2 separate regions of the Homo sapiens genome follow, and region 2 is linked to region 1. A link is an interaction called in ENCODE POLR2A ChIA-PET data of the cell type or tissue named here. Cell type or tissue: OCI-LY7. All regions are shown on one strand. Links, peaks and the distances in the headings refer to the core of each region. The heading gives the core; the rest is flanking DNA. Region 1 overlaps IUR1 (imatinib upregulated ABL suppressing lncRNA 1). Region 2 overlaps FCHSD2 (FCH and double SH3 domains 2).

Evidence for each region. Peaks named below come from ENCODE experiments on the same cell type or tissue, not always from the same donor. Only the 100,000 strongest peaks of a DNase experiment are listed, where the experiment ranks them.
Region 2: POLR2A ChIA-PET joins it to region 1 with 8 read pairs; 4 of 35 experiments call an interaction of 5 or more read pairs at or near these places.

What each region holds. Positions count from the first base shown.
Region 1 is chr11:73,157,690-73,172,895 of GRCh38, reverse strand. IUR1 (imatinib upregulated ABL suppressing lncRNA 1) reads left to right here. Exons shown (of 4, transcript XR_950294.3): 2 at 8,126-8,189; 3 at 10,225-10,356; 4 at 14,883-15,206. Among named protein-coding and RNA genes, the nearest start is that of IUR1, 18 kb to the left of the region's middle. RefSeq lists an enhancer at 15,050-15,206. In OCI-LY7, for the core only: no CTCF peak of the experiment used is centred there; a DNase peak (open chromatin) is centred at 7,571; H3K27ac peaks cover 1,073 bases.
Region 2 is chr11:72,855,632-72,872,232 of GRCh38, reverse strand. It overlaps FCHSD2 (FCH and double SH3 domains 2), which reads left to right. Exons shown (of 20, transcript NM_014824.3): 13 at 4,207-4,368. It also overlaps the pseudogene RNU6-672P. Among named protein-coding and RNA genes, the nearest start is that of ATG16L2, 50 kb to the right of the region's middle. In OCI-LY7, for the core only: no CTCF peak of the experiment used is centred there; no DNase peak of the experiment used is centred there.

The DNA of each region.
Region 1 (15,206 bases), core at 5,270-9,269:
AGATGCAGGAGCCTCAGCGCTGGGGTTCTCAGCCCTGTAGAAAAGCTCCATTAAGCAGCTGAGCAACTCACCTCACCACCCAGGCACAGGGAAGAGTAGCCTGGGAATGTGGGAGACCCAGAGGAGGAGGCAGGCACATTATAAGGTGTCCAGATAGGGGCGGATTGAAGACCACTGACCTCCACTGGGGATCTGTTATGTGCTGCACCACCTGCTAAGTGCATCACAGGCTATCACAGGCACTCACCCCCAGTTCTCAGGATCCTAGAGAAGTTACAGTCGAGACTGGCTCTTTCCACTGCCCCTGTACTATAGCAGTGATGCCAGGGTACCTAGAGGCAGATGAGTGTTCATTTATAGATATAACATCCCAGGTGTGGTGCTCTTTCATGCAGTAAAAGTGAATCTACACTGTAAAGTGATAGGGAGAAAGTGACTTTAAAAAGAGACTTTATTTTGAATTTATTTTTATTTATTTATTTATTTATTTATTTATTTATTTATTTATTTATTTATTTGAGACGGAGTCTTGCTCTATCGCCCAGGATGGAGTGCAGTGGCATGATCTCAGCTCACTGTAACTTCCACCTCCCAGGTTCACGTGATTCTCTTGCCTCAGCCTCCGGAGTAGCTAGGATTACAGGTGCCTGCCACCATGCCCAGCTAATTTTTGTATTTTTCATAGAAACGGGGTTTCACCATGTTGGCCAGGCTGGTCTTGAACTCCTGACCTCAAGTGATCCACCCGTCTCAGCCACCCAAAGTGCTGGGATTACAGGCGTGAGCCACCACACCCGGCCTGAAATAATTTTAGATTAGAAAAGTTGCAAAGGCTAGGGGCCTTCTCTGGAGACCTTCAGTCTTGGGCCCTGTTTCTCATAGACTAGATGGCCACATTGTGCATGGCAGTCAGCATACTCCCCAGCCCGAGTGCTCCCAGGGAAAGGGGACTGAGTCATCTTATACAATTATACCTCTCACCCAGTTAACCTCTTAAATTACTATGCTACGTTTGTTACAACTAAGAAACAGTAGTACATTAGTATTAACTAAACTCCACACTTTAATTGGATTTCACCCATTTTGTCCTCTTTCTGTTCCAAGATCCAATTCAGGGTACCACATTGCATTTAGTCATCATGTCTCCTCACTGTGGTCTGTGACAGAAGAGACTGACTTTTTAACTGATGGCTTCCTATGGGAAATAGAAGAGAAGGCTTTTTTTAGTGGCTTCCTTCACTATCACTTTCACAATTTCACCTCACAAAATTCCCATCAGACATGTGCTTTCTCCGGAAGCAGCTCAGCCCTGTTCTCCTTCCATCTTGATGCCCCACCCAGTCGTCAGGCCCTGGACACCCTTTAGGGACTCTCTGCTATCTCCTCTCTCTCCCTCGCTCCCTTTTCTTACTGGAGGATTTTAATTCTGCCCTGTTACTCTGTATGAACCATTTATTTAACACAGTCTTTAAGTATATCAGTGGCTATTATTCTAAGAATTATAGAACACCTGAAATTTTAGTTTTAGTCCCACTCTCTTCCTGAGGCAGAAACTTTATGCTCTCATGTGAGAGAATGGGGTAAATCCTCAATTCAGTATTTCCCCCACATTCATCCTCCTTCTGTCTTCCCTGCAGTTCTCACATTTCTTTTGGGATCACTCCGGTTCCAGGGAAGCCAACTCCAGCGGGGAAAACATGACCTAGGCTTGAACAATCCGTGCATCCATCCTTCAGCCACAGTGATTGGGTCAGGCATGGCGTGTGACCCAAGATGATCCGATCAGAGTAAGTCTCAGGACTTTCGCAGGCACTCTGGTTCAGTTGCTCTTTTCTCAGCTTCCTGGAGGCACTCCAGTAGAGATGGGAGGGCAGTGGCCATTGTGTTACTGCAAGTGGTTGTTGAGGAATTTTTACTTGAGGCAGACACATGGAACAATTCTGCCTTTTTTTTTTTTTTTTTTTTTTTTTGACAGGGTCTTGCTCTGTTGCCCAGACTGGAGTACAGTGGCACTATCATAGCTCACTGCAGCCTCAACCTCCTGGGCTCAAGTGATCCTCCCACTTCCGCCTTCCAAGTAGCTGGGACTACAGGTGCATGCCACTACACCTGGCTAATTTTTTATTTTTTATTTTTGTAGAGATGGGGGCCTCACTATGTTGCTGAGGCTGGTCTCAAACTTCTGGGCTCAAGCAGTCCTCCCACCTCGGCCTCCCAAAGTGTTGGGATTACAGGTGTGAGCCACCATGCCTGCCTGCTTTTTTGCTTTTATTTTTTCTTGACACTTTCCTCTTTTTTTAAAACGTCATAGATAGAGGTTTTTCTTTTAAATAACTTCAATTATTTAATTGAAGTTCAATTATTGGTCTTGTTCAATTATTACAACTCAGATCAGTCTAGTTTAAAACTTCAATCTCCTATCCAATTAATGGCAATCCTCCTACCCCAGCCAGGCTAGAATTGTGCTTGAAGGGCTTGCTGTGGAATGGGGAATGGCATGCCAGTTACACACTCTGCTCTCTTTTCTGGCCACTAGCACCTGGGGGTGGAGAAGCAGTCTGGTGAGATCTCCTGCTGGCCTGACTACACTCTGCAGGGGAAAGGGCTTCTTGGCCTTACTCTGGTTCTGTCTGCCCTTAGCAGCGTCTGTGATGTGCTGGGCTCCACAGAGGTGATATGTATGGTTCCTGGGGGATTCAATCCTACCTTGGCCCCCTCATTGCCCAGGACTCCCACAGATACGGGCAGCCTGGCCTTCTTTTACCCTGCCATCTGTCTGTCCCCTAGCCCCTCCTTCAGGTCCAGGGGCCCACTGCTTGGCCCAGTGGCTGCCGGCTGGCTCTCTGGTTCCTGCCCCTCCTCTAACCCCCATGCTCTTTCCCATGGAGCCATGGGAAGTATGAAGAACTGAGAGGGGTGCCTCTATTTTCCTCCCAAACCCACCATACCCTGGTCCTGACAAGCTCTGCTGACCCAGGTGCCTCCATGGGCCTGCTACCTTCGGAACTCTCTGGTCCATTATCTATATTCACAAATGACCCCAGCCTCACAGGAACACAGGCCAGGTCCTCCCTGCCCACAGCCCTGCTTCCTCGCCACACTTTATTTCCACAGCAGCACAGGATGAGCCTGCAGGGTTCGAGCTCAGTGAGCGTGCCCGGAGAAGCTCCTCCCCTTCTTGCAGGCACCCCGCAGTCTCTTCAAGCATCCTCTTGGTTGCTTCCTCACCCCCACATTTAGCTTTGACAGGGAAGACAAACATGGAGATTTGGAACCACTGCTGGTTGAAATGTAGAAGCATCAGCATCCAAAGGGGCTAGTGGGACTCGTGGAATTTTCCATCTGGACCCCTCTCTCACTTCCCCTGCCTTCAGAGACAAGTCCCGTCCCCATATCTTTGATCCTCCCAGCAGTAGGTTGGCCCCTGCCTGCCTCAGCTCTGAGATCCCCATCTCCTGTAAAGGGAAAACAATGATGCATTTACTGAGCTTCTTCAGAGGGCATCTGCCACAGGGTGGCCTTCCTGGTCACGATGAAAATGTGTGCCAGAAAGTTTCAAACTCCTGAGTCATTGGCGTCCCTTAGTTTGTCCTTCAATCTGACCACATGTTCAGGGTCCTGTGAGGTGCCAGCAGGTGCCAATCCTCTTGGTGACCAGACTTTCCCTGTGGAAGGGAGTATCCCCAGGGCTTTAGCCCCTGGCTTCAGGCTTGCTCCGAGAACCTTCTGTGAGTGCTGACCTCCTGCCTGCCCCACCCCCGTCCTGCAGGGTCTCAGATTCAGGAGGCTGAGCGGTGTGTCTGCATTCCCTCCAACTCCCCAGTCAGCACTGGCTCCTCCAGCCATAACTCCGTGGTTCGCTCATATTCTCTGAGGACTGCCCAGCTCAGCCCCACCTTCCTCCTTTCAAATCACCTTACCTAATGGGGAGAATGTCAGGGGTAATATCATTCAGGATTCCGACGAAAACAGATGAAAATGGAAGGTAGTTTTATTTATGAAGGGACTATTTACTAAGTGTAGGGGAACAGCAGAGCTGTCATCACCTTTAGGCCTGAATGGCCAAAAAGACAGAGCAGTTACTGGAATCTGGAATGAGAAAGAGTCACAGAGAGTCTGCCACTTTGAGAGGGGCAGTTGAGTCTAGTTGAGGGACAGGGCCAGCCCAAGGGAGTGTCACAAGAAAAAAAGCAGTAGTAAGTGAGAGGCCAAGGCGGGCAGATCACCTGAGGTCAGGAGTTCGAGACCAGCCTGGCCAACATGATGAAACCCCGTCTCTACTAAAAATACAAAAATTAGCCGACGTGGTGGCAGGCACCTGTAATCCCAGCTACTTGGGAGGCTGAGGCAGGAGAATCACTTGAACCCAGGAGGCAGAGGTCACAGTGAGCCAAGACCATGTCATTGCACTCCAGCCTAGGCAACAAGAGCAAAACTCCATTTCAAAAAAAAAAAAAATAGCGGGAATAAATACCCTGACCTCCCTCTCCTCCCTTCCTCTCATCTCCAGCTGGGCCTCTCCATTGGCCAAACCCAACCTGAAGCCAGAAGCACAGATTGTTGTTAATTAAGGCTGTAGTGGTTATCTTCCTGTAAAGAGCAGGGTGGGAAAGGGTAGGGAATGGAAGATATCCAGCATAGGAAATCCAGTTTCCAGGGAATTCTGCTTTTTTTCAGTGAGGTTTCCCTATAAATTACATCCACGGATATCTCTTCTAGCAGGACCAGATTTTCCATGCTGTGGTCAAGCACATCTTATGGCTTATAGCACACATCTCTTCAATCTTAGTGCATATTGGGCGCGCTTTTCTCCTTCCTGTCGTCCTGTGAATCTTGGCCTCCCCTTCTCACTGCATATTCCTTAAGTGGCACGGGTCATTCTTGTGCAGGAATTGAGGGATTGATCTGTGGCTCTGAATCCGTGTTTGATTCTTGCTGTCAGAACCTAAAATCTCTTAATTTTTCCCACTTCTCTCCCTCTCTCCTACCACCATCCTGTAATATTACAGCAGGAAGCTTTAATCACAATTCAGCATCCTCTTTTTATCCCTGTGGCTGCATTCCTGCAAACGTCTCTCTGTTTTGGTAGCATGTGGCCTTGACCTAGGGTTTCAGTGCTTGTCTGGTAGCCAGCCCTGCAGCAGCAGGTCCAGCTCCAGGAAATCCTGTCTCCATAGCTAAGGCCAAAAGGAGAGGGAGTGGGGACCCAAATCAGCCCAGGGTATCTGCCTCAGTCCACCTCACCCCTTCCTGGAGACACTGGTTTCTTAATAAATCACGTGTCCTTCAAGGCTGGATTAAATATCAGTTTCCAGCCTGGGTCACATAAGGAAGTTTGGGGTTTTTTTGACATCAGTCCCTGAGCTCACTGCACAGGGTACATGGCCTCATTTTTCACTGACTGCTGTCTTGCCACTCTCATTTCTGCTATCAGCACCTTGATTTCCTTTGAGAGACTTTCCCATCTCTACTCTCAGTTCAAGGAATTCCTATGTGGCGGACCCCACATTCCCAACTCCAGAGTTGGGGAAATAATCCAGTTAGCTACATGAGACTGGTACTTTCCCCAGAACTACTGGGAAGGTCAACATTTTCTAGCAGGGCTGATGATGTCAAGATGCAACTCTTGGAAGTCACTTTTCTACTACATGGGGAGAGTAACTTGAGAGGGAAGCCAACACAGAGGAAGAAAGAGTGGTGAGATGGAGATAGATTCCTGGTGACTTGACTTGTGTGCCTGGATCTAGCCATTCCTGAAGCTAGCCATACTCCTGGTTTTCATATTTATGTGAGCCAATAATTCCAAACTCCCCTTTTATGGTTGGGCTTTATTTTATTTCCTTAACACACTAGAGATGAATTTCCATGATTTGCAGCCCAAAGAATCCTGATTAATATACCTTCTGAAAAATTCATTCTTAGGTCAGAATGCTGACCTCAAAGATATAACTTCCCCCTGGCTTTGGGGAAACATTCCAACACCATCTCTGTTTCAGCTGGATCGCCTGCCCTGGTAATTTGGCAGTGATGGAGAGGGAGGCTCACCTTTGGTTCTTTACATAGGGTAATGATTAATACCCAGTTTCAGCTGAGAATTGAATGGCCCATCAAAAAACCTGGGCAGGAGCTGGGCACGGTGGGTCACACCTATAATCCCATAATCCCAGCACTTTGGGAGACTGAGGCAGGTGGATCATTTGAGGTCAGGAGTTCGAGACCAGCCTGGCCAACATGGTGAAACCCCGTCCCTACTAAAAATACAAAAAATAGCTGGGCATGGTGGCACACGCCTGTAATCCCAGATACTTGGGAGGCTGAAGCACCAGGATGGCTAGAACCCCAGAGGCAGAGGTTGCAGTGAGCCAAGATTGCACCATTGCACTCCAGCCTGGGTGACAGAGTGAGACTCTGTCTCAAAAAAAAAAACAAAAAAAAACAAAAAACCCTTGGGCAGGATCCTAAAATGCAGCCTAGGTGTGTGCCTCCATTTATACCCCTCGCCAAAGAGCAAGACTCAACATTTCTCTTAGAATTGCCCCAAAGTAAATCTTTACCTCAAGGCCTTAGTGAGGAATGGTTATTGTATTGTAGATTCCTGTCTAGAGATGGAGTAGTGTTTTACATCAAACAGTCCACAGCAACTCTCTCTCCTCTCAAGCAACCCCAGGCTCCTCTCCTCACCAGTGAACCCCACCTCCACCTTTCCTGCCCTCTCCCCACACTACTTTTTTTATAGCACAATTAGCTCTGGGGTTCTCTTCCTTACCCGTGATATATAAGGCTGTGATCTAGCATAGGAAAGGCCATCACCCTGACCCTGAACAAGACTTCGTTCTCAGCAAACCAAAAACCTGCAACCTACCTAGGTATATTTTCCTTAGAAGGCATGGAGGAAATTGTAAATTTTCTTGTGATTATGGTAGTATCATTATATAATTTCAGATCTGAATTTTTGTTATATATGAGAAAAATGACTTGATTTTTAAATCATTGTACATTACATAGATGTCAAATTACAATATAAAATGATTTTTATATTGTAAAAATTATAAAATATACAACATAAAAATTATAAATATACAATATAAAATATATAATTTTATATTGTAAAATTTTGTATATTGTATGTATTTATAATTATAATATCAAATAATTTTTTAAATTATGTACCCAGAAGGAAAAATATTAATTTGAAGTCATATTTTTTCCAGCTTTACTGAGGTATAATTGAGAAATAAAATGTATATATAATCAAGGTGTACAATGTGATATTTTTACATAGGTATACATTGTGAAATGCTTACCACAATCAAGCTAATTAACATATTCATCACTTTACAGAATTACCTACATTTTCTGAAACATATTTTTTTCCTGTCGTGTGTTATAATTCTTCAGAACCAAATATATACCACACTGCTAAATCACCCCTTAACTGGAGATCAGTTTATGCAAATTACCCAGAGTCCTTTTAACACATTATTTTTCTGCTTAAATTGGTCATTTTTTGCTGTCACTTGCTCCCACAACCCTACAGATGCAGTGGATCCCTCCTGTCCCTTGCCCTAGCTCAGCTTCTGCTTTCTCATAGCCTGCACTGACTCAGGCAGCTACCCACTCCCTCTTTTCTGAGTCTTCCTGCCTCATCTCCTGTTTCCAACAGCTTAGCTTCCTCCTCAGATCTCAGGTTCAAATTCCTCAGAGGAATGAATGGCTGGCCCAACTTAATCCCTGTCTTCCAGTTTGGGCCCCAAGCTTTTTGGGTTGAACCAGCTCTGAAATCTCCAGCAAGTCCATAGCTTAGCTGCTCTGAGGCGTTCAGCTGTAGATAAGGGAGGTGGAGGGTTGTGGAACAGGGTGAGGGGAGAGCCCTTGAGCAAAATGGCTGTCATGACAAACACTCTGGAGCTTAGTCCATTCAGAACTGGGGGTGACTGTCCCCTTGCCACATTACACTTAGAATGTGGGCTCCCATTCCAAATCCCAAACCAGGAGAAAGCCCTGGATTGAGTGGTACCTTCCTGACCAGAGAAGAGAGACTGGAACAACAAGGGAACATCACTCACAGGGACAGGGGAGGGAGAGAAGGGGCCACAGAGGACATAATCTCCACCTTTGCCTGCAGACAAGGTCTCCAAGCACAGAAGCTGAGCTATTCCGGGTGGCCTGGAAGGAAGTATCAGAACCAGGTATGGATGTTACAAGGAGGGCAGACTCCATTTCAGCTTTTAAAATATTTTTCTCACAGTCAGAGCTGCTCCATAACAGACCAGGCAACCTTTGAAGGTAATGAGCTGTGTATTTTGGCAAGGTTGTAATGGACAGAATTCCTATAAGGTTGCAGTGGGTTGAACTTTGAGGTCTTTGAGGTCTCTTGCAGCCCTGAGCTTTGCTATTTGGAATACTTAGTTGAATAAATGAAGAGTGAATAGCTACTTATTATTTGCTGGTTGAATGAAGGTTGATTTGTTAGAGAAAGTGAATGAATGAATGAAATTAGTAGTCCTAATAAATACAGAATGCTTGACTGAATGAAGACTGGTTCATTCATTGATTAGTTGAATGAAGGTTGATTGGTTGGTTGCAAGAAAGAATTCATAAATGTAGGTCATAGATGAGCAGGCTGCTTAAATGAAGGTTTGGTGGCTGATAGGATTCAGTTCCTTGGCACTTGCTATCTTCTCTTATCTTGCCCTTTATCCTGCTTTTCTTTCTTTTCCTTCCAAGTGTAGTCAAGAACTGTTTTCATTTGTGTGCTGGGTGTGCAAAACATTGCAGACTAAAGACTCCTTTTGCATAAACAAGATTGGTTGCCCAGGCACATGCTTATGGTGACTGGTCTAACCTGCTTCTGAACTAATGGGTGATCTGAATTTAGCATCTTGGCCTAGGGAGTGGAACTGAAGGTCACAACTGGAGCTGGGCCTCACGTAGGCTCCCTCATGTGTAGGCAGAAAATGCTGTCTTCTCTGTGGGTGAGCAAAGGTTGCCTATTTGCAAGAAACTATATCCCAAACATTCTTTCAAAGTGCCTAAAATTCCACCAGTAGAATTACACCTTCTTTGCACAACAGAGCTGAAAGGCTGTTGAAGCAGCACATTCCAGCAACCTTTTGCTCAGATTGTTGTGCCTTTGGAGTAACTGTGATCCTTGGTGAAATGTGAATGGAGTCAGGGAAGGGATGCATGTGAAGCCCTTAGTGGCTGGATTAACCAACTGTTGTCACCAGCTCCTTCGGTCAATTTGGTCTATTAGCTGAGCTCAGTGCTCCTAATGGGGAACAGAGGAACCTGGACCCAGGCTGGATAAGCTTTGTAGGGACAGTGAACAGGAAATAGCCTGAGTACTTGAGTACTATCATGGGCTGTAGACATAGGCAAGGGGCCATGGTGGAATCCTGAAGATGAGGAGCGGCTCTTGAAGGGGACCCACGAAGGAAACCTAAGTAAGGAAAGAGGCCCAGAGACTTTCCCTCCCATTCCCCAGGGTTGTCTTGAGCTGGCTTGGGTGCAAAAAGGAATAATATACTTTCCTGGTCCCCCTCATCCTGCCCCACCTCTGGAACTAGAGAACCAAATAACTTGAGAACTGCATGTAACTTGTGTGGTCCCTCCACCAGCTTAAGGTAAAAACTATGGCCAAATTTTTTCCCCATTAATTGCTTGAGCTCCACAAGATTTTATCAGCAGGAAGTTCAATCTGGCCCTCTGGAGGCCTTCCCCCATGTCACAGGAGTGCTCAAAACCCACAGGGACTACACTAGCTCCTTTCCAACAAAGGCACTCTTGAGTCCCAGTCTTGCTCCATCTTACTGTTCAGAGTCCCAGCAGCTGTGAACACATGACCCCCAAATCCAAGCTTTCATTCACACTCCTGAGCTCCAGCAAGTTTCACCAGGAGGAAGGTCCAGAGGGGCTTCTAGGTCCTCAGCCCCAGAGTTAAGCCTGGCCACCAGTCCAAGGCTCCTTCCTACACCACTGGGGGCTCAGGGGTTCTTTCCTTCCAACAAGTGGGGCTCACTGGGGATGGTCATCTTAGCAGCCAGATAACTTTGAACCTCACAAGGAAAGTGACTGGACCTTCTTCCATTTGTGCCCTGGGGCTCCTTTGTCAACGTCTCACTCCTCCCAAATATGTTGCCTTTTTCTTCAGCTCTGCATCCCATTTGATGTTAGGAGAGGCAGCCTTTGTTGGGCCACAAAAGGTCCTGTTTTGTCTCCCAGGTGCTACTTACATCTGATAAACTCAAGTGGTGGACAGAACAGAGAGGGCCTCCTCCAAGGTGACTTGCTAAGTCCTCCCCTAACGACGAAATAGAGAAGCTTCCTGCCCCTGTTACACATGGCCTCCTCCCGGTAAGTATCCCAGAAAGGAAGTGACTTCAGTGACCATTAGTCAGGGACTTTTATACTATGCCACTGGGTTCCTCAGAAAAGACCTCTGTGTGGGGCAAGTCAGGGAGAGGGAGACCAAGAGAAAGTGCCCTCTACACACGAGCACCCCCTCAATACACATACACGCATGCACGCACACGCACGTGCATAGTTATCAGCCCCATGCGACCTTACCTGCCCTTCTTGCCTCCAGTTAACCACTATCAACTCCTCACCAAAGCCTTCATGCAGTCTTTGGGTAACTTTTCCTCTGATTAAAGAACCCTGCAGCTAAAATACGGTTTTTGTTTTGTTTTGTTTTGCTTTGTTTTTTATTTAGAGACAGGGTCTTGCTCTGTCATCCAGGCTGGAGTGTAGTGGTGTAATCATAGCTTACTACAGCTTTGAACTTCTGGGCTCAAGTGATCCTCAGCCTCCCAAGAAGCTGGAACTACAAATGTGCACCACTGTGCCTGGCTAATTTTTTCTTAAATTATTTTGTTGTTGTTGTTGTATAGACAGGAGTCTGCTTAGGCTGGTCTCGAACTCCTGAGCTAAAGCAATCCTCTGCCTTGGACTCCCAAAGCATTGGGATTACAGGCACGAACCACTGCACCTGGTCAAATATGTTTTTTGAAAAAAAATCTCCAGGCCAACCACAATGAGATACCACTTCACACCCATTATGATGGATATAACTTTTTGTTAAAAGGAAAATTACAAGTGTTTGCAAGGATGTAGGAAAATTGGAACCCTAGTGCACTGCTCATAGAAATGTAAAATGGTGTAACCACTGTGGAAAACAGTTTGTTGGTTCCTTTAGAAGTGAAACATTGAGCTACCAAGTTGATCCAGCAATTTCCCTTCTAGGTCTATATCCCCCAAAATGGAAAGCAGAGACTTAAGCAGATACTTATATACCAATGTTCACAGCAGGATTATTCTCAATAGCCAAAAAGTGGAAATAACCCAATTGTCCATCAACAGATGAATGGCTAAACAAAATGTATACCCATAAGGTGAAATATTATTCAACTTTTAAAAAGGAATGCAGTACTGACACATGTACAACATGGATGAATCCTGAAAACATTATGAAAGAAGCCAGATACACACAAAAAACAAGTATTGTATGATCCCACTTATATGAGGTACCTAGAAAAGGCAAATTCATAGACCAAAAGCAGAATAAGAGGATTATCAGGGGTAGGAGGAAGGGGAATGGGGAGTTAATGTTTAATAATTACAGAGTTTCTGTTTGGGATGATGAAAAGCTTTGGAAATGGGCTGGGCGCAGTGGCTTACACCTGTAATCCCACCACTTTGGGAGGCTGAGGAGGGCAGATCACCTGAAGTCAGGAGTTCAAGACCAGCTTGACCAACATGGTGAAACCCATCTCTACAAAAATACAAAAAAATTAGAGGGGCATGATGGCGGGTGCCTGTAATTCCAGCTACTCAGGAGGCTGAGGCAGAAGAATTGCTTGAACCTGGGAGGCGGAGGTTGCAGTGAGCCATCATGCCATTGCACTCCAGCCTGTGCAACTGAGCAAGACTCCGTCTCAAAAAAAAAAGCTTTGGAAATGGATAGTGGAGCACAACATTGTGTATGTACTTAATGACACTGCATTGTACATCATTGTACATCTAAAATAGTTAAAATTGTAATTTTTATATTCCGCGTATATTTTTATCACATACACACAATGCCCATGCCACCTTTCTCTGCCTCAAGCAGAGGCAAAGCTTTCCATGGAGCTTTCTCCCTCCTTGGCCGAGCAGTTAGATGGGACGAGAGACACGGGAGCACCCAGCCAGCACCTGCACACAGGAGCAGTCTCTTCCACTTCATCTGCCTACAGACTGTCCTGACCAGACGAGCCCTTAGTGTTTACAGAGTCCACCTCTTCATCGTACAGACGGGAGTGTGATATGCCCAAAGTCATATACTTTGGTGACTCACTGCCCCATGCTCTCTCTCTCCTGGGCTGGTATGCTGGGAACAGACAACTTTGGGGCTAGGCAGGGTTTCTCTGGGAGGTGATGACATATGACCTCTGGCCTCTGAAGGCTCCTCAACTGGGCTAGGGTGGGGACCAGGATACTGAGAGCTAGGATGGTCTCACACCCAGATGAAGACATAGCCACCTCCACCTAGATGTGATGGGGACACCCCACCTACTCCCCAAGCATTTCCTTAGTCCCATTCCTCCCTCCCATCCTGCCCTGTCCTCCCATGTGACATCACTCCTCTGGCCTGTGTCCCCACAAGACTCCGTAGGGTAGAGAACGACAAGATAGGACAAACTGATAGGCCTGGATGTAGGGTGCCCAGATTAGTTTATCTGTTCAGCAAACTGTCCTTTGCAGGAAAAGCCTGCCCCCGGTGCTGCTGAGCATCGACTTGGAGGGCAGGCATGTCTGAGCCCTGAGGTCAGGAGAAAACTTCCTACTACTCCAGGTGCTTTTCCAGGTCTAGAATTTCTTGGCCAAGGGACAGAGCTTCAAATCATTTCCCAGCAAAGCGAGAAAGATGTCATGTCCACAATGTCTGAATTAACAAAGGCAGCTGGGAGCCAGGAGGGAGAGATCAACAGAAAACAGTTAAGATGGATCAGTGCAGGGACAGAGGATAGTACAGATGGCAGGTTGGATAAAGGTCCTGAGCCTGCCTGGAATGGGGGATCTGGGAGAGCTTCCTGACAGAGGGAACTCCTAATCTGAATTCTAGGTAATCTATAGGAGTTAGGCAGGCCCAAAGGATGGGAGCTGAGGAAGGTCTAGTCAGTGGGGTTGTTCTGGCATTGACTGGGGGCCCTGTTCCCTGAGACCCCAGTGTGAGCTGGAATGGGGGAGGGGGTTATAGGAGAAGGTTGCTCTAGGTTCCTGGCAGCGCTATGGGGTAGGAGGGTGGATGGCTGACAGTGAATCTTAGAGGAGAATCCCACACAGGTGAGGGGTGGGTTCCCTGATCCCCCACTATCCTGGGAGGAGCCCTCCTGGCCTGGGGAGGTAGGTCTCAGCTGACAGCCTGGCTGGGTGTAAGTACTCTCTTTGGCCTGGTGGCTTTCTTCCTGATGACCTTCAATCCCACTCAGGCCACCCCCTTTACATCTGCCTGACACCCGCCCTCCTGGAGGCTCTACTTTTCAACCCAGGAGCCCCCGGCAGCACTGGGCCTCAGTGGGGATGGTGTGGGGGTGTGGGGTGGGCAGGGGTGGCTGTGAGAGGGCAGCTCAATCACAATTTGGAATCCTGGCATGTGAGAGCCCAAAGGGACCATAGGGATAGTCTAACTCAAACTTCCCATTTTACAAATGAATACACTGAGATCTAGAACAAGACACAGATAGGGAATTGTCTGTGGCTATTCAGTGAGTTAGAAGCAGAGACAAAATTAGAACCCAGGCCTCTGATCCCAACTGAGATCCTTCTTTCTCTACCCAGGATCTTACAGGAAGGAAATAAGCATTTTAGCTAGAGCAATGAGTCTCAAACTTGATTAAGTCAGCTTGAGACACTGCATTGATGTTAAATGTGGTTCCCTTAGATTCTTTGGAACTAGTCTGCTGATAAATCCGGATATGGACACTGACGCTTAGAGCAGCCTCTTTCATAAGATGCTGTGCATTCCAGTCAAGCCAGAATATTTTCATATGAATGTGTTTAGATTATCATTAAAGTGAACGTACAAAACTTAAAAAATTCAGGTAGCATATCTGCAGACATCCATGAATAAGGCTGGAAACTCATGAAACTGAAGAGCCCAGTTTGAGAAATCCTGGGCTGAAAGGCCAGTCAATCCTGGGGAGTGAGTGGGACAGATCGGGTTTAAGCTACAGTGTCAATTGTGATGGGGCCCAGTGTGGGGCTGGACTCCTGCCCTCTGCCCACTCCATGCCCTAGCCCTCTTCCTCTGATAGGCAGGCCTGGGAGCGTCCTTCCTGTGGTTTCAACCATCTGGGAATCTGCAGGTCGCGGATAGCTCAGAGCCGACCTGGGCTGGACCTGCCCCTCTGGACCTTGAGTCTTTATCTGTAATATGATAGTGTGGATTTGCCTGGAGGGATTGGAAGGGATAGGATGGGGAGAAGGAGACAGGGACAGAGCTGTCAGTGCAAACTGGGCATTTTTTTCTGGTAGTTGATAAGTCAGCAGCTGAAAAGATAATCTTACCTTGTATTCCACTTCTGAGATGTTATCTTTCAGAAATCACGCTAAAGGAAAAGGCATGGCTCTAGAAAGGACTGATAATCACAACTTAGTTATACCCAGAGCTGGTCCCCTAGCTGGGCAGCTTACATTTTTGTTCATAGATAATCAGCTGGCCCTTGTGGCAATCCTGGGAGATGGGGACCCTCTGAGCTCCCTCAGGCCCATACTTCTTCTTCTTCCAAAGTGATCTCAAGGTGTTATCACTGTCTGTGTTCCCATCTTCCCACCACCCCCCCCAACCCAACAGATCTGAGCCCCTCCAGGGTTGCCTCCTTTCTATTCTGTATCCTTAGGGCCCAGCAGCTCACCTGGACCACGGAAAGCACAGAAAGAACTGGCTGAATGAATCAAGAGATCAAGTGTTCTCCCTGAGGCCCTGTAACAGCTCTGCAGCTGACTGCCCAGAAGGAAGCAGAAGTGAGTGACAAGTTGGGGGAACCAGAGCTTGCACACCATAGGCCTGAACACTAGCCTCTGGGGAAAGGCAAGTCCAGCTGACCTTGGTGAAGTTAGGACCCGGGCCGAGGCCACCTCTTCTGGTTCACCCTCTGCTGGCCTCCCAGCTTCTTTGGCTCAGCAACACCCAGGATTCCAGGCATGTTTGCCTCTGGCCTTCT
Region 2 (16,601 bases), core at 6,872-10,871, 300 kb after region 1:
CAATAAAGTTTTACCAAAAAAAGAAATTATGAAAAGAATAAGCAGATTTTTGCAAGAGTATTTACCAATTGGAGTGCCTCTAAGCCAAAAATTCCAATTGTCTTATATAAAGACGTATATGATACCCCAAACCATTGTATTGTATACTTTAAAATGGTGCAGATAGTAAATTTTATGTAATGTTTTACCTCAATTTTTATAAAAATCTATTTGCTTAAAAACGTTAATATAAAAAAAATTAATTCAGCAAAGAAAGCCCAGTGATACAAGTCAGAACATAAATTGTTTTTGATATCAACTCCCCAAGCAGAGAATTCGGAGGGAAATCAAAATTATGTACCTGTTGGGCACAGCAGTTCACACCTGTAATCCCAACACTTTTGCAGGCCAAGATAGGAGGATTGCTTGAGCTCAGGAGTTCAAGAGCAGCCTGGGCAAAAGAGCAACCACTCTGGCTCTAAAAAAAAAAAAAAAAAAAATTATGTACCAAAGGTATTTGTCACTGGAGTGCAGTGGCTATCTATTCACAGGCATGATCATAGCTCACTGCAGCCTCAAACTCCTGGACTCAAGTGAGCCTGCCTCCTCAGTCTCCTGAGTAGCTTGGACTCCAGGTACAAGCCACTGCACCAGCTCCAACTTGTTTGTCCAAGAGTCCCACAGAAAGCCACCAAGTGAGAGTGGAACTTTACTTAGGTTAAGTAAGTGGAACCTTACTTAACCTAAAATTAGCTTAGTGGAACCTTAAATGTTAAGGAAGAGATCACCACTTGCATATGTGAAACAATGAAGCTGAATGCATTACTTGCTAAGCAAAAGAGGCTGAATGTTTTACTTGCTAAGCAAAAGAGAATGACACAAAACACATTGACTCTGAACAAAGCAAGAGTTGATATATAGGGTTTTGAGAAGCTTGAATGTCAGGGATTGGCAGATTTTCAAAACTAGGAATGTTTAAGGGGTTGGCTCACTTTCAGCCTTGGTTTTTAGAGTTTGGAGGACTAGTAGAAGCAGAAGCTGTCACAGATTAGCTGACTTTCAGAGGCATGGCTGTTGGAGCAAAGCAGCAGTTACTTTCTGATCGGGAGGGGTTTAAAACTAGTTCTGTGGTTACTTGTTTATGGTTTATGGAACAAGGGCTAAAGAATAAGCAGTTATTCCCTTTCTTGAATTTGGAGAATAGGAACTTTTTATTCTCAATCTCTGCTATTTCTGCCAGCCACATCATAAATGTAGTTTAAAAGCAAAGACATTACTGTTAGTCAACAAACAAGTTAGTCAATAAAGGCAGCCAAGTCAAAGGGGGAATTCTTTTTTTTTTTTTTTTTTTTTTGAGACGGAGTCTCGCACTGTCACCCAGGCTGTAGTGCAGTGGCGCAATCTCGGCTCACTGAAAGCTCCGCCTCCTGGGTTCACGCCATTCTCCTGCCTCAGCCTCCCGAGTAGCTGGGACTACAGGCACCCGCCACCACGCCCAGCTAATTTTTTGTATTTTTAGTAGAGACAGGGTTTCACTGTGTTAACCAGGATGGTATCGATCTCCTGACCTCGTGATCTGCCCCCCTCGGCTTCCCAAAGTGCTGGGATTACAGGCGTGAGCCACCGCACCTGGCCCAAAGGGGGAATTCTTTAAGCTTGTGCTGAAGAATGTTAGAATTGTTAGAGAGAAGTTCTTTTATATTAAAAATTATTATTATTAAAGAGACACAGTAGTTTATAACTCAATATCATTGAATGGCAGTCTTTCAAGATTGGTAGAGCCAATCTTGAAAGAATTGGTAGAGCCTATTCAGTCTTTTCTTGGAAAAGTAGAAGCACAGTTATATAGGATATTTATTCAAAAAAGGTTACTGAACACATAACAGGAGAATAACGCTGAATGTCAATGCTCGAGTCTTAAAGGAGCCCCCAATTATATCAAACAGGCATACTTAGTTAAATAGCTAAGTATAATTTCGTGCCTATCACATTGTAATTAGATCTATATAGAGTGCTTTAGGAGCAGAGAAAAAGGAATTATTAACTGCCTAAGGAAGGTTGAGAAATACTTAGAAAAATCTTTGTGGAAAGGGTAATATTTGAACGGACCGTCAAAAGATAAGCACTCACCAGGCATCAAAAAGCAATGAGAAGGCCTTTACAGAGGGACTGGCACGCACACAGGCACGCAAGCACATGATGGATCAGAGGAACAGCAAGTGGGACAGTGGGGTGGGAGCATAGGGGGGTGTGGAAAGAAACAGTAGAAGGAAATAACTCAGCCAAACTGTGAAAGATATTTTTTATTCCTAGTTAAGAATTAGTTAATTCTTTACTCAGTAGACAGTCAGGAGTTATGAAAGTTTTTAAACTGGGGAGCAACATGATGAGGTCATTCACAGACTGTAAAAGATGGATTACAGAGGAGAAAAAGTCCAGGAAATGGGTTAGAAGGCTACTGAAAATGCTGGATTTCAGGGTGTTCTGAGGCATAGCATTATGAACAGGAAAAGGAAACAGACTTTATCACTCTTGATCTCTTCCTCTTCACAAGTTATATTTGATCTATCATCAATACCATGCCCTTGTCAAAATGCAAGTATGTGCTCACTTCAGCATCACATATACTAAAATTGAAATGATGCAGAGAAGATTAGCATGGCCCCTATGCAAGGATGACACACAAATTCGTGAAGCATTCCATACTTTTATTAAAAAAAAAAAAAAGCAAGTATTCCATTGTTAGGAGACCCTGATTCCTTTCTTTTGTTCATGTTCTCTGTCTCTCTGCCTCTGTCTCTCTCTCTCTCTTCTTCCCTCCCCCCAACCCTCTCTTTCCCTTCTTCACTATCTCCCCTCCCTTTCCCCTTCTCTTGCCCTGCTTCAAGTGAAAAATTAGCATCTGTGCCAGGGAAGAATTGCTAGTGAATATCAAGATTGTTGTAATTAATCGATTAGGAAGAACTTAATTAATTTGAGGGAAAAAAGCCTTGATTTCCTTTTTTTGATAGGGATATAAACAAGAAGTTTATAATAAATGGTAACTTGGCTGGGTGAGGTGGCTCATGCCTGTAATCCCAGCACTTTGGGAGGCTGAAGCAGGTGGATCACCTGAGGTCAGGAGTTCGACACCAGCCTGGCCAACTTGGCAAAACCCCGCCTCTACTAAAAATACAAAAATTAGCCGGGTGTGGTGGTACACACCTGTAATCCCAGCTACTTGGGAGGCTGAGGCAGGAGAATTGCTTGAACCCAGGAGGTGAAGGTTGCAGTGAGCCAAGATCATACCACTGCACTCCAGCCTGGGTGACAGAGTGAGACTCCATCTCAAAAAAATAAAAAATTTAAAAAAAAAAGGTAACTTAAAAAGTAAAAGCTAAGCTGCATTGCCACCAAGAATACAGTTGTGCAAAAATATGTCTGCATGTGGACAAAGCCTTGAGAATATTTGCCATGTAAGACTGATAGGATCATGTATGATTTTTTTTCCTTTTAAGTAATTTCCTTTCATGACGGTTATATAGTTTCTTGGTTTGTTTGTTTGTTTGTTTGTTTGTTTGTTTTTAACAGAGTCTTGCTCTGTCACCCAGGCGGGAGTGTAGTGGTGCGATCTCCCCTCACTGCAACTTCCCCTTCCTGGGTTCAAGTGATCCTCCCACCTTAGGCTCCCAAGTAGCTGGGACTACAGGCCCATGATACCATGCCTAGCTAATTTTTTTTTCAACTTTTAAGTTCCCGGATACGTGTGCAGGATGTGCGGGTTTGTTATTAGGGTGGTGCAAAAGTAATCCTGGTATGTGTGCCATGGTGGTTTGCTGCACAGATCAACCCATCACCTAGCTATTAAGCCCAGCTCCATTAGCTATTCTTTTTAATGCTCTCCTTCCCCACCCATCGCCCTCTGACAGGCCCCAGTGTGTGTTGTTCTCCCCCACTCATGTGTCCGTATGTTCTCATTGTTCAGCTCCCACTTACAAGTGAGAACATGGAGTGTTTGGTTTTCTGTTCCTGCCTTAGTTTGCTGAGGATAATGGCTTGCAGCTGCATTCATGTCCCTGCAAAGGATATGATCTCTGTCCTTTTTATGGCTGCATAGTATTCCATGGTGTATATGTACCACATTTTCTTTATCCAGTCGATCATTGATGGGCATTTGGGTTGATTCCTTATCTTTGCTATTGTGAATAATAAAAGCCTTGATTTCCGACCATTTTCTTGGTTCTCTAGATAATTAAATTGAAAGCTGAAGCCCGGTTGGACCTGCTAAAGCAGATTGGTGTTTCTGTGGACACATGGCTAAAGAGTGCCATGAACCAAGTAATGGAAGAACTGGAAAATGAGCGATGGGCCCGCCCTCCTGCAGTGACCAGTAATGGCACTTTACACTCGGTACGATTTCTTTTCTTGGATATGACAAGTTGATTTTCACTGAAGCATGCTTTGACTCTGTAGTCAAACTTAATAATAGCCAAAATTTTTTAAAAAGATAATAGTTTGCTAGTGATTTAGGTTTTATTCTTCAGCCTATCACTAATTGATTTAAAATTATTGCGGGAAGTGAAAGAGAGGAAAAAATGAGTGTTTTTTTTAATGTATGATGAAGAATATGTTATCACTATTTGGGTTATCGATGCCTATCTACCAAACTCATCCCATTCATAGAGTAAATATGCTTCGTGTCTGGAAGTAATAGAATAGAAAACAATCTAGTGTCTCTGAAGTTCTCAGAGGTCTTCTTTAGTGAAAATGAAAATAAACATCCAGAGATTTGCACAAAATCTTAAGTGAAAGGAATGTTCTTCTTAGTACGTGGGCTTAGTCTGAAGGTGACTTCAATTCTTGACAGCTTTCATATTCTCCTCACATAGAGAGAGTGTAGGTGAGTTTTACAGACAAGGCCAGGACACAGCTTAAGTCTCCTTACTTCAAGTCCAGGGCTTTTTCTACTCTGATGTCATCTGGTTCAACCTTAGTTTTTCATGTTGGAGATCTAAGTACCAGAAAAATTCGGTTGATTTGCCTGATATTACATAGCTGGATATGTGATGCCTTGCTAGTCAGACTAATGTAATTCCTACTGTCACCTCCCCACCCATTACTCTCTGTCATCCTGTTTATTTCCTCAATGGTATTTATTACAGTTTGAACTTGCCTTCTTTATTTGTTTTCTTTTGTTTATTGTTGTCTTCCTCTCTAGAATGTAATTGCCATATCTTCCTGGTTCTCTGCTCTGCACAGCAAAGTGCCTGACACATAGTTGGTACTTAAATATTTTTGAAGGAAGGAGTGAATGGTTGGATGGGTGAGTGGCTAGTTGGAATAGTGGCAAACTAAAAGCTAAAACTCTAACCTCCCAACTTCCCACTGTCTTCATAGTGCCTCTTTAAATGCTTGTGCTCTTCAGATATCAGGCAGGCTTGCTAGCGAAACTGACGAAAATTTTTCAACATTCTTGGAAGTTTTGTCAATTTTTTCACATAGCATTCTAATTTTCTAATGAGAATACACTTGCACATTTAAAAAGGGTTGTGTGTGGGTCTACATTTTAAGGAAAAACAATCTATTGAAGCTTTATTTTCATTTAACTATTAATGTTAATCCAGCTAGAGGGAAAAAGAAACATCACCCACTTGACTTTGGGGTTGTAAGCACTTCCCCAGTTGTTATTAGAACAGAGTTGCTCTGGCCGTGCATGGTGATTCACACCTGTAATCCCAGCACTTTGGGAGGCCAAGGCAGATGGATCACCTGAGGTCAGGAGTTCGAGACCAGCCTGGCCAACATGGTGAAACGCTGTCTCTACTAAAAATACAAAAATTAGCCAGGCATGGTGGCAGACGCCCATAATCCCAGCTACTCAGGAGACTGAGACAGAAGAATCGCTTGAACCCGGGAGGCAGAGGTTGCAGGGAGCCAAAATCATGCCATTGCACTCCAGCCTGGGTGACAAGAGTGAAACTCTGTCTCAAAAAACAAAAAAAACAAAACAAAACAAAAAACAGAACAGAGTTGCTCCATCTCATGGAATATCTCCTACTATTGCACTTTCTAAAAGTCATAATGCTCATCTACTTCAGACTGTTGTAGAGTTTTTGATGACAGCAAATTCCAGGCCCACTTGATTTGGGCTTCTACAGCAGGACTGTTTCCAACCAATCAAACCCATGATTTTCCTTCAGCTAGCACCTTTTCTAACCAAATCAATTGAGGGGCCATATACCATCTGACTTTGAACTGAGCAGGCACATACCATCTAACTTTGTACTTACTTCCTGGGCAAACTGAAGATGAACAAAACTTGGTCTCCCTCCTCATAGAATTTACAAGCTAGGAGACCAGACAGATCTTCATAGATCTTAATGATACATGGCAGTGTATGACTGGACTACTGTGTAGCACACTTGAGATTGCTTACTTCTAACTCATCTGCACACCTTGGAAAAAGTCACTTCTCTTGGGTTTCTGAAAGAAAGATTAAAAGACTCTGAGATTCCCACTCCCCACCCCCACCAACTCCAGAATCTCATGATTCTTTGAAATACTATCAGAAAAGCTCAATATCAGCTAGAAGAATAGGGAAGAAAGTGTGCCCCATGGAGGATATGTCATTTGAGATAGTCTTTGAAGAATTTTAACAGGAGATAAAGAAGAAGGGCTGTTCTCGTTGTGAAGGAAGGGAATGAAGGAGCTGTGCCTAGTACAGTAGTAGTAAGCATTGAATAAATGAGTATTTTTGAGACCTGTCCAGAGAAATCACTCCTCTAGAGACATACATATCCTCTGTGAAGGGAGCATTTTGCAATTCCATCCGACGTTTTTCTTCCCCCTCATCACTCTTATGGAGCCTGCATCTTTCAACTGAGAGATTACATTTTGTGGAAGATCTAATAATATAAATAAAGGAGAGACATAGGCACAAAATAGCTTAATGAGGACCTATATTTATTTAATCTGCTTTTAAGTAACAGCACTGAAATTATTTAGAGGGGGTTGTATCTCTTCATACTGACAGCTAGCTGGCTGAGGAACATGAAGCAGAAATGCACATTCTAGAGGCTAAATTATTTCTTCCATTACAGCTGCCAACAAAAGCATTCGTCATCTGGAAAACATGATTAATACTACTGTTAGACATTAATAGTGCAACTGAAAAGTGCCTTGTGGAAGATAAATGTTTTAAAAAGACACAGACTACTCCCTTATAGAATAAGGAAGGAACTATACTTACTTGGGTATTAACTCTGCCTTCTGTATCATGCTATAGTACAGAATGTAAGATTGGAAAAAAGGAATCCCAGAGTATAGCAACGTTGTTTTTAAAGGAGAACAGTCCACTGACACAGTTACTCAGTTGCAGGTGTCTGGAGCCTGCATGCAGCTTCCCCTGTTAGATTGCTGCCAGCAACCCCATCAGCCTGTGTCACTCAGCCTCCCTTCTCTTATCATCCTGCTTCTCTTATTCAAAAGCCATACCAAGATGACAACCTGACTTTTGATATTATATTAATTCTGCAATAGAAGAAGTTATATAAGCAGATTACCAAAAAATTGGAAAATACAATACAGAAGAAAATGATTAATAGCTCCATCCTTATAATAGCACAGCTAGCAATTTGGTGTATTTCCTTACTCTTATTTATTTATTTTTTAATTGACAAACAATTGTATATATTTATGGTGTACAACATAATGTGTATTTTTGTTTGTTTGGAGATGGTCTCCCTCTATCGCCCAGGCTGGAGTGCAGTGGTGCTGTTGATGGCTCACTGCAGTCTCAACCTTTGGGGCTCAATGGATCCTCCTGCCTCAGCCTCCTGAGTAGCTGGGACTACAGGCTCATGCCCCCATGCCCAGCTAATTTTTGTATTTTTCACCATGTTGCCCAGGCTAGTCTCAAACTCCTAGGATCAAGCAGTCCGCCCACGTTGGCCTCCCAAAGTGCTGGGATTACAGGCATGAGCCACCACACCCAGTCCATATTTTTATTTTTTCTAATCTTTTATTTATGAGCCACTATGCCCACCCTGTTCTTTTATTGCTTACATTTTCAAACTATAGCCCACAATGTTAACATCACTTCCCCGTTTTCAGCCACTTTCCCCAACTAATGTGCAAGGGCAAACTGCCAGTCTACTCTGTTGTACAGCCTCACTTAGAGTATGAACATCTGCAGAGTTGCATATAAATAAATTCTGACTTTGGTTGTTGTGAGAACCATGCTTAATAATGATGTTGGAGATAAGGGTAAGATAAGGAGTTTCTAAAACTGCTAAGATCATATGCTTTGGCTGGGTCATATAATAGGTATATATTTAACATTTTAAGAAACTGACAAACTGTTTTCCAAAGTGGTTATACCATTTTACAATTACATCAACGGGGTACTAGTGTTTCAGTTGTTCCACAACCTTATCAGTACTTACTATAGTCAGTCTTTTTAACTTTAGACATTCTAATAGGTGTGATGTTGTAAATCATTGTCATTTTAATTTCCATTTCTCTGATAATGTTGATCATCTTTTCATATGTTTATTTGCATCTGTATATTTTCTTTGGTGAAGTGTCTGTTCAAATCTTTGTTTAATTTTTATTGGGTTTGTTTTATTTTTATTGCATTTTAAGAGTTTATACTCTGAATACAAATCCTTTATCAGATATTTGATTTATGCAATTTTCTTCTAGTCTGTGGCTTATTTTTTTATTTCCTTAATACCTTTCAAAGAGCACAAATTTTTAATTTTAATGAAGTCCAACCTACCAATTTTTCTTTTATGGATCATATTTTTGGTGTGGTAGCTAAGAAATCTTTGCCTAAAACCAAGGTCATAAAGATTTTCTCCTAGGTTTTCTTCTGGAAGTTTTATAGTTTTAGGTTTTACATTTAAATCTGTAATTCAGCATGAGCTTATCTTTTATTATGGTAAACAGAATAAGTCAGAGTTCTTTGTCCCTTTTTTGAACTTTTTTTTTTAACTGTCCTTTCGCCACTGAATTGCCTTTGCATCATTGTCAAAAATCAGTTATTCAGGCCTGCCACAGTGGCTTATGCCTGTAATCCCAACACATTGGGCTGAGTGGGAGGATCACTTCTGGCCAGGAGTTTGAGACCAGCCTGAGCAACATAGTAGACCCTGTCTCTAAAAAAAGAAAAAAAAAAATTTCAACTAGCCAGGCATTGTGGTACATTCCTGCGGTCCTAGCTACTCAGGAGGCTAAAGCAAGAAGGTATCTTGAACCCAGAAGTTCAAGGTTACAGCGAACTATGATTGTGCTACTGCACTCCAACCTGGGAAACAGAGCAAGTCTCTTTAAAAAAAAAATTAATCATATATGTATGGGTCTGTTTCTTGACATTTTGTTCTGTTCTATTGATCTGTTTGTCCAGCTTGATGCCGGTATTGCACTGACTTAATTACTGTAATTTTATAATAAGTCATGACTTCAGGTAGTGTAAGTCCTCCAACTTTCTTCTTTATCAAAGTTGTTTTGGGTATTCTAGGTCCTTTGCATGTCCATATGAATTTAAAATTGGTTTTCTACCCCAAAAAGCCTATCAGGATTTTTATTAGGATTATGATGACTGCATAGATCAACTGGAAGATAACATTGCCATGTTAACAATATTCAGTTTTCCAATCCATGAACATAATATACTTCTCCATTTATTTAGGACTTTAATTTCTCTCAGCAATGTTTTGTAGTTTTCAGTAGATAGATCTTGCATATCCTTTGTCAGACTTACCCCTATTTCATAATTTTGGTGCTATTGTAAATGATTTTTTAAATTTCAGTTTCCAATTGTTCATTGCTGATCCATAAAAATACAGTTGATTGTTGTATATTGATCTTATATCCTGCAATCTTGCTAAACTCACTTATTAGTTCTAGTAGCTTTTTTGTAAATCCATAGGATTTTCTATATAACCGTGTCACCTGCAAATAAAGACAGTTTTACTTATTCCTTTCCTATTTGGATTCCTTTTTCCTTCTTACTATAAAATTGCTGAATAGAAGTGGTGAGAGTCAACAGAAATCCTTGCCTTGTTCTTGAACTTTTAGCAAGAATGCATTCAGTCTTTCACCATTAAGTATGAAGTTAGCAGTAGGGTTTTTGTAGATGCCCTTTATCATGTTAAAGAAGTTTCTTCTGTTTCTATTTTGTTTGCTAATAGAAATGGATGTTGGATCTTGTCAAATGGTTCTTTTTTAGTCTGCTAATATGGTGTAATTGCATTGATGATTATTCAGATATTAAACCAGCTTCACATTCCTGGTAAACCCCACTTGGGTAATGATATATTATCTTTTTTTTTTTTTTTTTTGAGACGGCGTTTCGCTTTTGTTGCCCAGGCTGGAGTGCAATGGCATGATCTCAGCTCACCGCAACCTCCACCTCCCAGGTTCAAGCGATTCTTCTGCTTCAGCCTCCCAAGTAGCTGGGATTATAGGCATATGCCACCATGCCTGGCTAATTTTATATTTTTTTAGTAGAGATAGGGTTTCTCTATGTCGGTCAGGTTGGTCTTGAACTCCCGACCTCAGTTGCTCCACCCGCCTCAGCCTCCCAGAGTGCTGGGATTACAGGCATGAGCCAGCGCGCCCGGCCTATCCTTTCTATATATTGATTGGAACTGGTTTGCTAGGACTCTGATAAGCATGCTTCCATCTCCATTCATTTCCTTGTAGTATTCTTGTCTGGTTTTGTTACAATGCTTGTCTCCAAATGATTTGAAAAGTATCCTCTCCTCTTCAAGTTTCTGGAAGCCTTGTGTAGAATTGTATGGAATTTCGTCTTCCTGAAATGTTTAGTGGAATTTACCAGGGCTGTTATCTGGTCCTGGAGTTTTTTTTTTTTTTTGGAAGTTTTTAAATAATAGACTCCATTTCTTTAGTAGATACAGGGTTATTAAGGTTATTCTTCTGAGTGAACTTTGGTAAGTTGTCTCTTTTAAGGAATTTGTCCATTCCATCTAAGTTGTCAGATTTATTGGCACAAAGTTGTTTATAATATTCCTTTATCCTTTGATTATCTGGAAAATTAGTAGAGATATCACCTCATTCCTGATATTGGTCATGTCTCCTCTCTTCTGATCATTCTGCTAGAGGTTTATTAATTATATGGATCTCTATGAAGAATCAGCTTTTGATTTTATTGATTTTTCCCTCGTTTTTCTCTTTTCTATTTTCTTGATTTCTACTCAGGATTTTATTATTTCTTTTCTTCTGTTCAATTTGGATTTAATTTTCTCCTTTCTAATTTGTAAGATAGAAACTGAGGTCATTGATTTGAGAGTTTTCTTCTTTTTGAATATTGGCATTAAGTGCTAAACATTTCCCTGTAAGTATTGCTTTAGGTCCATTGCACAAATTCTGGTATGTTGTGTCATCATTTTTATCCAGTTCAAAATATTTTCTAATTTACATTTTTTTTTTTTTCAAACAGAGTCTTGCTCTGTCACTCAGGCTGGAGTGCAGTGATGCAATCTCAGCTGACGGCAACCTCCTCCTCCCAGGTGATTCTTATGCCTCAGCCTCCCAGCACCACCACGCCCAGCTAAATTTTGTATATTTAGTAGAGATGGGGTCTCACTATGTTGCCCACGCTGGTCTAGAACTCCTGAGCTCTAGCGATTCACCCACCTCAGCCTCCCAAAGTGGTAGGATTATAGGAGTGAGCCACTGCACCTGGCCTCTAATTTATGTTTTAATTTCTTCTTTTGACTGATGGGTAATTAAAAGTGTGTTACTGAATTTCCAAATATTTGGAGATTTTTCCAGATAGCTTTTTGTTTTTTATTTCTAGTTTATTTCCATTGTAGTCAAATAACATACTTGAACCCTTTTAAACTTTTTGAGCTTTGTTTTGTAACCCAGTATAAACGTATATCTTGGTAACTGTTACATGTGTTCTTAAAAAAAAGAATGTATATTTTGCTATTGTTAGGGGTTATGTTCTATAAATGTCAATTAAGTCAGGTTGGTTATAGTATTGTTCTAGTCTTCTAGACTGGAACGAACCTTTTACCGGTCCATGGCCTGTTAGGAACTGAGCCACACAGCAGGAGGTGAGTGGCCAGAGAGGGAGCATTACTGCTTGAGCTCTGCGTCCTGTCAGACCAGCAGGCAGCATTAGATTCTCAGAGAAGCATAAACCCTATTGTGAACTTCACATGTAAGGGATCTAGGTTGGACCCTCCTTATGAGAATCTAATACCTGATGATCTGAGATGGAACAGTTTCATCCTGAAACCTTCCCTCATGGTACCCCAAGGGTCCAGTCCATGGAAAAATTGTCTTCCATGAAACTGGTTCCTGGTGCCTAAAAGATTGGGGACAGCTGTTCTGTATCCTTACTAATGTTAATACTCTACTGGGTGCCCTGTGCCTTATGAAGTTTTTACTCTTTTAGGAGGGAGCAGGAGTTATTCTCAGACCTGTGTGAGTTCTGAGGATTATTTTTCCTAATCCTTTTTAGTGCTTCTAGCCCTAGCTTTGGGTAATTTCTTCACATATATGTACTGACCAATACTCAGCCAAAGTCTTGAGGAGGACCCTCTGCAGATTTCCTAAGTTCTGCGCATCTCTCTCTTCTTCATTACAGTCCCCCCTTATCTGTGGGGGATATATTTCAAGACCTCCAGTGCATGCCTGAAGTCACAGATAGTACCGAACCTTATGTATACTGTGTTTTTCCCTATACATACATATCTATCATAAAGCTAATTTATATATGAGGCACAGTAAGAGATTAACAACACTAACTAGTAATAAAATAGAATACTATAACAATAGGCCAGCAGCACTACTGTAGTGCTTTGGGGCCAGTATTAAGTAAAATAAGGGCTACTTGAACACAAGCACCGTGATATGGTGACAGTCAATTGGGATAACCGAGATGGCCACTAAATGACTAATGGACAAGTAGCTTACATAGCTTGCATATACTCGACAAAGGGGTGATTCACATCTGGGGAGACAGACTGAAACACTAAAATGTCATCAGGCTACTCAGAATGGCACACAATTTAAAACTTATGAATTGTTTATTTCTGGAACTTTCCACTTAATATTTTCAGATCATGGTTGACTGGGTAACTGGCACCATGGAAAGCCAAACCACACATAAGGGGAGACTGCTATACTCCGCATCCTGAGCTCTCTCCACTTTGGCTTTACTAAATTCCCAGTTTCATCTCCTCTGTTCAGGGAGGTCACCATCATGTGCCTGGGTTTCTTCTCCCTATGTCATAACCTAAAAACTTTCTTCATACAGTATGTTGTAGGAGTTTGTTTGTTTCCCATCCCCCAGGGATCACTGTCCTTCATGAGTGATGCCCAGTGTCTTGAAAACTGTTCTTTCATATATTTTGAACAGTTTTTCAGTTGTTTCTGACAGGAGGTTAAATCTGATCCCTGATACTCCATCTTGCCTGGAAGCACAAATCCATTTTCCTGATATTTTTAGCATCATCTTTTTCTTAACTTTTATTTTAAGTTCAGGGATATAATTGCAGGTTTGTTACATAGGTAAACTTGTGTCATGGGGGGGTTGTACAGATTATTTCATCACCCAGGTGTTAAGCCTCATACCCATTAGTTATTTTTCCTGATCCTCTCCCTCCTTCCACCCTCTACCCTCCGAAAGGCCCCAGTGTCTGTTGATCCCCTCTATGTGTCCATGTTCTAATCATTTAGCTTCCACTTACAAATGAGAATTTGCGGTATTTGGTCTTCTGTTCCTGTGTTAGTTTGCTAAGGATAATGGCCTCCAGCTCTATCCATGTCCCTCCAAAGGACATGATCTCATTCTTCTTTATGGCTGCATAGTATTCCATGGTGTATATGTACCACATTTTCTTTATCCAGTCTACCATTGATGGGCATTTAGGTTTATTTCATTTCTTTGCTATTGTGAATAGTGCTGCAATGAACATGCATGTGCATGTGTCTTTATAATAGAATGATTTATATTCCTTTGGTTAACATCATCTTTGATAACTTACTCATGTTGTATTTGGAGTGATGTCCACTGTGATTACTTCTCTGTCCAGTGGAGTTGAGAGATTCTATTAGTAAATATTGAGGAGCTGTCTTCCTCTGTATTAGGTATTACCAGATTCTTTATCTGGATTCTCCCTTCCTCGTAAAAACAAAAGCTAATGCTTTATTAAGTACCTCCTATGCACCAAACATGTGTTAGGGGTTTTAAATATTTTACTTCATTTAATCTTTATGCTAACCCTGTGAAGAAGTAACTGTCTTCATTAGAGAGACGAGGTCATTGAAATTGAGGAGTTAATTTGCCCAAGGTCACACAACAAGTAAGTGACATAGTCAACATTCAAACCCAAGTTGGCCAGACCCCAAGACCCTGCTTTCTACCTCATGATTGTGCCATGAAGCTGAGCCCCTCAGAGGTGTTTTTAATGAGTACAAGAAGATGGCTCCCAAAACCAACTCAAAAAGATCATCTTTCCTGCCTCTGCAATAAGAGTAAGCATTTTGGCCGGGCGCGGTGGCTCATGCCTGTAATCCAAGCACTTTGGAAGGCCGAGGCAGGTGGATCATCTGAGGTCACGAGTTCAAGACCAGCCTGGCCAACATAGTGAAACCCCCGTCTCTACTAAAAAAAAAAAAAAATACAAAAATTAGCTGGGCATGGTGGCACACACCTGTAGTCCCAGCTACTCCGGAGGCTGAGGCAGGAGAATCGCTTGAACCCAAGAGGCAGAGGTTGCAATGAGCCGAGATCACACCATTGCACTCCAGCCTGGGCGACAAGAGTGAAACTCCATCTCAAAAAAAAAAAAAAAAAAAAGGAGTAAGCATTTTACAACATCTAAGAAAGGGTAAACGTTAGTATGGCTAGAAAGAATAGTTTTGATTGAAGTTCTGTCAAGTGACAAGAAGAAAAGGAGAGAGCAGTCCTTAAGAGACAGAGGAAGCATGTGATTTTAGAAATGCTGGGTCAAGAAAACAGTGTAACAGTTCAGTTAAGAGAGTGGAAGAGGAAAAAGGAAGAAATTATTCTGAGATGACATGCTTTGGAAAGCAGCTAGAGCAATGCAGAAGCATATGACAGTGACCGCTATTGCTGGCACTGCAGCCTTCTTACTGCCTTCCATGGGAATCCAAAAATCAACTCCAAATAAAGGAGGAAAAAAGGAATGTTTAGTATCAACCGGGTTGCCAAGATAAAATGTTTTGGATTGATTCCCAGTGTCAAAGCACAGTACATGTATATTTTTGGAAACTTGTTCTACCCACATTTTTATAAATGTATGGGTGTTGTGTTTTGTTTTGATTTTTGTAATACCCACTGTTTTTTTAAATGCCTGTAAACTTTCCTAGAATATGAAGGCAATGTCTTCTAAGTATATATAATACATTTCAAGTTAATTTTATGGCAATTTCTAGCATGATTCTTTTATGTGGCACAATGCCCTGTTGGAAAACAATAGAATCATAAGTCTGTGATTCTGAATATTATGCTCCTAACTAGTGAGTGGCAAAAGACTCAGTATCATGTGAGACTGTTTTGCCACCGAACTGACTGATGATAGATGAATAATTTGTAAGAGATAGCACAGGATTTCCTCACTCAGCTGTGGAGAATTTTCAGTAAAGTTATCAATGAGAATATTTCAGCAGCTTTGAAATGGTGGCAATAAATATGTCAGGAAAAATATATAATTTATTATTCTGGAACTCTCCACAATTCTGTGTAATCTTTTCCCTTTTATTTTTATTTGACACATAATATTTATACATATTTATGGGATACAGAAGGACATTTTGATACATGTATACAGTGCTATAGAATTGTATTAGGCAAACAGTGGTTAAGAGGAGAGTCAGTTTTAAAACTTCAGTGATAATTACTCAAGAGAAAGCCATTTAATTCATGAAAAAGTAGAACTTGACAGCTAGGCAGCCTGTACTTTTGGACTCATCATATCCTGACTTCTCTCCAGTGGCCTCTTCCGCATTCCCAGGGCCATGCACTTGGCCTCTCCTTTTAGTATCCTTCACTCTAGATTGTGAACCACTGGAAGGAGACACTGTGTCCTTCGTTTTCTATCCATCAAAGAGGCTAGCGTAGTTTTCTACATACAGTAGATATTTGATACTTTAATTAATTAATGTAATGGCTCTCCTATGAAGGCCAATCCTGCCTGTCCATTCTTTGTAACCTTAAATGTGTAAACATTGGTGCTTTTGTATGTTTGAATATGGGAAAAAGCAGCCAAATAAGTGCTTGGGTGTAGCGGGCAAGAAACAAATATTTGAGGCTGTTTGTCTCTTCTTTATTAGGTTTTTAATTTAAAAAGTAAAACGTGCATATTCTAATAGTTCAAAGAGTATAGATGTATATAAAAAGCAAGTCAGTCATTTCCTCTATTCTCCAGTCTTTATTCTTCTCATTCTGCCTTCCCCTGTCAGATACGTATGCTCATATAAATATTATTTATATTCACTATATCACGGACAGTGCTCTAGGTAAGTGCCTGTGGATCTAACTCATTTTTTACACTCAATGCCATTTCAATTAATAAATGCCTTTTAGCTATGATGGGTAATATACCTTGAAACTGGGTTAAAAAATTATTCTCCTTGTGTTA